Regions from separate parts of the Homo sapiens genome. Here region 2 is linked to region 1. A link is an interaction called in ENCODE POLR2A ChIA-PET data of the cell type or tissue named here. Cell type or tissue: PC-9. All regions are shown on one strand.

What was found. ChIA-PET counts read pairs that join two places held together with the same protein. Peaks named below come from ENCODE experiments on the same cell type or tissue, not always from the same donor. Only the 100,000 strongest peaks of a DNase experiment are listed, where the experiment ranks them.
Region 2: POLR2A ChIA-PET joins it to region 1 with 5 read pairs; 4 of 35 experiments call an interaction of 5 or more read pairs at or near these places.

What each region holds. Positions count from the first base shown.
Region 1 is chr15:100,665,346-100,669,345 of GRCh38, reverse strand. No RefSeq gene overlaps it. Among named protein-coding and RNA genes, the nearest start is that of ASB7, 65 kb to the right of the region's middle. In PC-9, no CTCF peak of the experiment used is centred here; no DNase peak of the experiment used is centred here.
Region 2 is chr15:100,889,299-100,893,298 of GRCh38, reverse strand. ALDH1A3 (aldehyde dehydrogenase 1 family member A3) reads right to left here. Exons shown (of 13, transcript NM_000693.4): 4 at 660-789; 5 at 293-354. It overlaps ALDH1A3-AS1 (ALDH1A3 antisense RNA 1), which reads left to right. Exons shown (of 2, transcript NR_135827.1): 2 at 1-956. Among named protein-coding and RNA genes, the nearest start is that of ALDH1A3, 11 kb to the right of the region's middle. In PC-9, no CTCF peak of the experiment used is centred here; no DNase peak of the experiment used is centred here; H3K27ac peaks cover 895 bases.

The DNA of each region.
Region 1 (4,000 bases):
CCCCTTCAGAGCTGGGCATGGGTTTCCAGTCATCGCCACATCACTCTCTGTCTGAACTTGAACATACCTCAAGCTTGCTGGTTGTTACTGGGTCGCAGTAACTAGATTTTCTTGGGGGGTTGGTGTGGGTGGGTGGAAAGATACATCCAGAAAATGAAATGTAATGTTGCCTCTTATTCACCAAGAAGTTTTTCAAGCCAGAAGACCATGGTGTTTTTCGTTGATTGGTATTGCTTGATTTAGATTCGGAAGCTGGGCTCTCCTACAGTTACCCAGCCCTTCACTGGACTGGCTGACAAGGAACCAAACAGCCCTATCAACCTGTGCAATGCTCGAGGGTCAGCCAGAAGCCATGGAGCCCCTAGTCTGAGTGGGGAAAGCAATTCACAGTGGAATGTGCAGAGGTGGCTTCCAGCAAAACCCAACCCACAGTGGCTAGTGGCCCAAGACACGTCACCTGGGCGCTGGGTGAACGGTTTAAAGATGTCACAGTAAAGCCAGCCAAGGGATCAGTTGGACTACATGCAGCATTGTCTGTCTGCAGGGGAGTCCCCTGAGAGTTCCTAGAGACAGACATGTGGCTACCATCTCACCTCCACCACTTCCTCACCATATGACTTCAGGCAACTCCCTCAGCCTCTCTGTGCCTCAGTTTCCTCATCTTCATCTTGCGGTAATGGAGTGCCTGCCTCATAGAGTCATTGAGAAGAGTTGCCTGGAAGAGAGAGCATCCCGCAAGCACACACACACACACACACACACATGCATCCACGCACCCAGGTTGCTAAGTTGTCAGTAACCACAGCCTTTAGGCCATCACAGCCAGCAGGGCCTGAGGATCATCGAGTCCAGAGGAGGAAGGGATGGCCCGAGGGCAGGCCACAGGGGGCTCAGGGCCAGGCGGAAGCCCCCTCCTCTGAGGGGATCCCTGTGCCCTCACACAGAGCCGGGATGCTCCACATCCTTACACTCACAATGTGTCTTTTTCAGACCCCAGAAACCCACATTTCAGGAAAGATGATTTTCTTTAGTACAAGAGGCTCTTATTACAGGAAGGAAACAATTTTAAAATGGCATCTAGAAATGGCCACTTAGGTTAGGTGGGAACAGAGAGACATAATGACCCTCAGTCCTCCACTTTCCCACCCACATTTCTGTGAGGGGTGTGTGTGCGTGTGTGTGTTTAAACACAAGTCTGAGTCACAGAATTTAAAATCTAAGGAAGGGAATTTTCAAGCGAGTCTCATCAGCTCCAGCTCTGTGGGACCCACCAGCTTGTCCTATCTATTTACTTTATTATTCGGTTGTTGGCCAGAGAGATGAAATATGGGATTAGAGAGGAGGTGAGAGACAAAACAATCCACCATGGTGTAAATAAATGAAGAGCCAAATCCTCCGTCCAAACAAAACCGAAGTGGCCTGGCCAGGCCTTCCTCTCCACGCGCTGCCCCGCGCCTCGCCTCCCCTCAACCGCAGGAACATATGGAGTCGGAAAATGCACGTTAACAAAGCGCTGCACGTCGCCAGGCGCTGGCTAGTCCCTGGAAGAGACACAAGCATTTCCCAGCCTCTGCTGAGGGGCCAGATGTTTTCCTCATTAGGTTTTCCTCGGGTAGAAATAATTCTTGCCTGTTTAATGTTCAAGTCAATTAGTAATCACTCTACAAGGCCTGGGAGCTGTCTACTTTCAGTTGCCTTTAGAGATGAAACTCTAAAAACATATCCTAGCACACAGCATCATCTATGAAACATACCTGCCAAAAACGCTGACCCTGGACCCAGCCTGCTGCCAAACTTACCTCCAGTTTACCGGATATACCAAAAGTAGAGGAACAAGCTAAGTGACACCAGGGATAAACAGGCATGCAAATCCAGAATATGGGATATTATCTAAGACAAATTTTCTGGACTCTTTAGTCAACTCCTGAGATTTTTTTTTTTTTTTTAGGTAGCATGCATTATTCTGGAATGAAAGATCAAAGGGACACAACCAAATGCAACGTGTAAACCAAGATTCAATCCTGGTTTTAAAAAGTAAATCAAAACAGTTATAACAGATATTCTTGTGGCAACTGGGGAAATCTGAATAAGAACTCTGTATTAGACTTTGAAATTACCATTGTTTTCTTATGAATGATATCAGTATTCTGGTTATATTGAAGAATGTATTTTTGGATGCAAGCGAAGTATCATAATGTCTACACCTTCGTTTTATTTATTTATTTATTTATTTTCAGAGACAAGTTCTCAGCCTGCCATCCAGGCTAGAGCACAGTGCACAGTCATGGTTCACTGCAACTTCAACCTCCGGAGCTCAAGTGATCCTCCCACCTCAGCCTCCCAAGTTGCTGGGACTACTGCTATTATTTTAAATTTTTTGTAGAGGTAGAGTCTTGCTAGATTGCCCCGGTTGGGCTCTAACTCCTGGGCTCAAGTGACCCTCCCACCACAGCCTCCCAAAGTCCTAGGAGTACAGGTATAAACCACTATGCCCAACCAATAACTTAGTTTTAAATAGCACAGAAAAAAAGATATATAGGCGTCCATGTACACACAAAGATAACTCAGTGATGTTAACATCTTCGCAAATGTGGAAACCACAGATGCTTTCATATTAAACAGCTGGGGAAAGAAAACAAAGAAAAAGAAAACCAAAAGAACAAAAATAGTTTTAAAACTAAAACATAAAATTAAGTTAGGGAAAAATCTATTCTAATTAAAAGCCATGTACTCCACTACTTTGTCTTCTGAAAAGCATAATGGAGAACATACTGCCGGCCAACAAGTATGCATGATAAAACTACTAGGCATGAAAAGAGGAAACAAGAGCATTGTAAAATCAAAATGCAGGGTAGGCCAGGTGCAGTGGCTCACACCTGTAACCCAGCACTTTGAGAGGCCAAGGTGGGAGGATCAGTTGAAAATGGAAGAGAGCCATCCATATACGCACCGATGATGATAGCTCAAAAATCAAGGAAAATCAAATACTGCCCAGTTCCTGTACTTGGTTATATGAATGATGAGAAAATGTTCTCACATTGGTCTTCAGTCCTCTGGATGCTGAACTAAAAGAATTATACCGGGCTGGGCCCGGTGGCTCATGCCTGTAATCCTAGCACTTTGGGAGGCTGAGGTGGGTGGATCACGAGGTCAAGAGATCGAGACCCTCCTTGACCAGCATGGTGAAACCCCATCTCTACTAAAAATACAAAAATTAGCTAGGTTTGGTGGTGTGCACCTGTAGTCCAAGCTACTCAGGAGGCTGAGGCAGGAGAATCACTTGAACCCGGGAGGCAGAGGTGGCAGTGAGCCGAGTTCGTGCCACTCCACTCTAGCCTGGTAACAGAGTAAGACTCTGTCTCAAAAAAAAAAAATATATATATATATATATATACCCATTACAGGATGTTTTAGTTCATTTAGTTATTCATTCCACAAATATTTGCTGAGGGCCTGCTATAGTCCAGGCACATAGACATATATACATAAGTCATGCTATGATGAAATACATAAAGCATGATAAGGGACTTGGGAATACGGAGTCTGACTTTTGGCCAAGGGGCCAGGGTTGAGCTCTTGGAGAAGGTGCCCTCTGGGCTGAGGCTGGAGTGAGTGAGCGAGCCGCCCTGTGTTCCAGAGGGAGGAGTGCTTCTGGCAGAGGAACAGTCCGTGCACAGAAAGGCTGCAGGGCAGGGGTGTGCTCTGCACGTGGGGATTGCAGGACTCACAGCGGCTCCAGCAAAGTGCTACAGGCCAGAGAGGGCTGGAAGCCACGGGAAGCACTTCAGATTTGGTGAGTTGGAAGGCATCAGTAGGTTTGAGAGGAGGAGTGACATGTCTGATCTGTGTTTTTAAAGGTTAAAGCCAAATGATCCTCTTGAAAGAGTAAACCAGAATATTATCAAGTCTATGAAGGCAGGGGTGATATCAAAAACACCGAACAACTTTCCAGACAAGGGCTCTGCCAGTCTCAGCTGACACTGGTCCTTGCATAGAAGCC
Region 2 (4,000 bases), 220 kb before region 1:
TCTTTAAGGCCCAGCTAAGAGACCACCTTCCTGGGAATGCTGGCCATTCCTGACCACTCTGGCTGGGAACCACAGTGCTTTCTGTGGCATGCCTAAAGCCGGTCTTAGGAGAGCAGAAATGGGGTCTAATCCATCTCAAGAGCCCCCAAGCATGGAGTTCCATGCCACGAAGAAAATGCTTGTTCAACGCTGGTGCAATCAGATAAAAACACACCAGAAATTGATTCCAAAGGACACAGGGCAGTGGGGCAGGATCTACATAGAATCTACTGAGAAAGGCTGCCATACTTACTGGAGTGATGGCCCCACAGACACCAATGGGCTCATGCCTGGTGAAGCACACGACGTTGTCATCTGGAAGAGGGTTACATGGTGGGGAAGGACACACTCACTTAGTCCAGGTTAGGAACTTCAAGTAGTAAAAAGACAAGAAAGAAACCAACAAGGGTGCCAGATTCAAGTCTTGTCTATTATACAGAGAAGTGATTTGACCTCAACTTTAAAAGTGAAGTTCTTAGAAGAAGAATTGGCAGTACCATTTGGAGAGGGAGTGGGGTTGGGAATGGTGCCTTAGGGAAACAGTCAGGGGGGGCTCTGGATTAATGAAAAGATATAGCCCCAAAGGGATCCCAAATGAAGCTATAATCCACCTTGCTCACCTGTGGGGATGGTCTTGCCCTGGATTTTGTCTGCCCACCCTGCAAAGTATCTGAGGGTTCTAATACAGCCCTCCAGGTCGATGAAAAAAGCATGAAGAAATGGCTTCCCTGTATCCATCGTCTCCAGGGCCTGCAATAACAAGATGATGTCTGTTTCGGACATAGCTTGCTTTTCTTTTGCACTGTCAGGTTGTTAAAGATGGAAGTTGGGGAGAGAACACAGTCCTAGGACATTGCTCTGTAGACCTCACAGTCAGATGCACCTCTTCAGAAAGCATGACACCAAATGTAAAGCGAGGCCTGTCTCTGAGTGTGAGGATTGCTTTTATTTCAAAACACCTAAAGTGGGCTGCAGGGTGGTGGGCTAAAACATAGACATGCACCCTCTTTGAAGGGCCCCTTGGAGGCCAGGCGGATTTAAAGCTGTGCTGGGAAGGAACGCACACTGGCATCTGATCTTCCATCTGTAGCACAGTGGCCTCTGCTGTGTGGCCAGTCGTGTGTGCTTGTGTGTTCCCAGGAAGCTCTCTGAAGGTTAGCTGGCTCTGGGGTGGCTGCAGTGGGAGCTGCCCTCCTCGAACAAAAGAGAAAGAGAAGATGTAGGCTCTTCCTTCTCGGCCAGGCTGGCCAGTGTGGCTGTGGAAAGTGACTGAGCCGAGAAGGGTCGCGCCCCCAGCACAAAGATGCAATCCTTCCCTCCTGCACTGCAGAGCCCGGCCGGCCGGATGCAGAGTCGGAAGGGAGCAGACTGCCCTGCTGGTGAGGGAGGTGATTACCCAGGGCGAGTGTGCAGCCACTCAATGGCAGGGATTCTTTTCTATTTCCAGCCGGGGTGGAAGAGAACCCCTTTGTCCCTCAGACAAGTGGCCCCAGTTGAGCCCAGCGCTGAAACCGCCAGTCATCCGCCTCTGCAGGAAGTGGCCGCCCTGACACATAGCCCAGGGCTGGATTCTTGTGGAAGAGTCAGTGGAGTGAGATGGTGATTGAAAAAGGAAGAAGGCCCCTCCTCAGATCCAGGGCTTTAACCCCAGCGCACTCCCCGATGTCTCACCCTTTGAGCTCCATGACTGCATTCCCACTTCAAGGTGCAGGCACGGACGCTAACGGCCCAGTGACTTGGCCAAGGCCACCCAGTAATGCAGCAGCTGAATTGGGGGCATCTACTTCTGGCCAGCACAGCGACTGGCCTTTACAGGCTGCTCCTGGACAGGTGTGTCTGGAAAGACTGCAGGGCAGCCACTCCGGATGCTCGGGCTACCCCAGCTCCCCTTTGCTTCAGGAATGAGCCAAGCCCCCTTTAAATAGGAGGCAACTACATCTGCTGAACCCTAGTTAAGTAAGTGGGCCTTGGGTAAGTCCCTGAATCACTCCTTGCCTCAGTTTCCTCATCTGTAAAATAAGAATAATAACGGTTCCTACCTCACAGGGCCAGCGTTAGAGTGAAAGGAGTCAGTGTCCACAGAGCAGCAACCACAGTGCCCGCCCATGGTGAGTGCTGGATTGGTGTTCACATGAGAACACTGATGATTACACTGACTATCATCAACTTCCCTTTAGGCACCAGAGAAGGGCTTGGCGATCCTCACCTGGGGACCCAGACAGCGCACTGGGTTGCTAAAGACCACAGGACTGGTCTAGCTTGGGGTGTGTGTTCTGCCCCCAGCAGCTGCCACTCAGGGACTGAGTCAGGCCAGTGTGACATCAAGTATACTCTAGTGTTGGTTCCTATAGATTTTCACTCAAGCGTGAACTTTCATTTTTCCAGGGGAAGCCTAGCAATTGCAAATAGTGCAAAAAGGCCTCTAAGACTGACCTATTCCAGACAGTATCTGCATATCTGTCAGTGGAATTGCAAGTTTATTCTTTGCTCTTTTCTGGGATGGAACAAGAGAGAGGACTTCAACATCCAGCACTGAGGGTAAGCGCGAGACATGGAGCCAAGATTCTGCCTCCAGTCCTGGATTACCACCTCTGGCTGGGTGACCTAGGACAGGTTACTTAACCTCTCTGGGCCTCAGTTTCTCATCTCTGAAATGAGATAATAAATCCTACAGGTCAACAAGCCAGGTACATGGCGAACATTCAGCCAGCATTGCTATTTGTTTTTATTGTCAACTTCAGCAAGTTTGCTTACTGGAGTGACAACATGAATTTACCAGGTTAGTTTTATGGAATTTCTCTGAGCAAAACCCAGGTCATGATAGGTTTAGACGGGAAATTATTAAAAAAAATTATGCAGGTGAGTGAGTCCAAGTGCTCGCTACAGATTGAAACAGTCATCCTTTAAACAACTTGTTACTGTGGCTCAATCATGAGTAAACCATAGCCACTCCTAAGTTTATTTCCTTTAACATTTTAAGAGGAAAATGTGCCTCCTGAGAAATTAACACATCAGAACCCTCAGATACTAAAGAATGACGGGAAGTGCCAGGAAAACAGCACGGCAGGGCTTACAACGAGAGGACCCAGAAATGGCACTTGGGGTGAAAAGGAGAGTGGATAGGGAGGGCTTCCGTTTGGGAGCTCCCAAAATGAGCGCCCAAAGAGCAGAGTTGGGGCCTGGGTGCCCCAGCAAAGGAAAGCCATCCAGGGGCCGCTGGATCCCCCACATCTGTTTCCAGACACTGAGCACAGAAATAAACACCCAGCTCTGTCAAACCACTGAGCCGGCAAGAGAACACGCTCCATGAACATGCACGGAAACCATATCGAGGTGGAGAGCAAGGGGCGCTCTCCTGTGATGTGGTTGGAGTTTTAAAAACCGTGTTTGCCAGTAATTCTCTTGTCCCTTTCATGTTGTGGCAAAGAGCTGGATCTTATTTCTCGTGGGCTGCGAGGTGCCAGTGGCAGAAGTGATTTGCTGGGTTTGCATTCTGAGATCCTCCAAAGCTGTCTGCTATCAAAACACAGTCGTGCCAGGACAATGGGGCAGCCTGAAGATGAAGGTGGCTTTGTAGCCTCTGCTCCTAAGATGATACTGACACTTAAGGACAGGGTTCAGGGCGGGGGGTGCCCAGGGCACATCCTCTCTAGCCTGCTATTAGTCCACACGGACATTGCCGACCGATGAGCTCATGCCGGGTGAAAACAGAAATGTTTTTGAAAAAGCCAGTTTGGCAGCTTGAGGGTTGACGCTGGCTTACGTTGCAGGAAGAAACCAGAGGCTCCTCAGAGAGAAGCGCTTACCCTGGGAGGGAGCTACTCTCACCCGGGGAACATGTGGACTGGCCGGGCTGACTGGGAAGGAAGGAAGGGGAGCTCGAGTTTCTGTGTGGATGCACCCTTAGGGAAATGCACCCAAGAGTACGGCCTGAGAGTTCCTCCACCCTGAGAAACACATT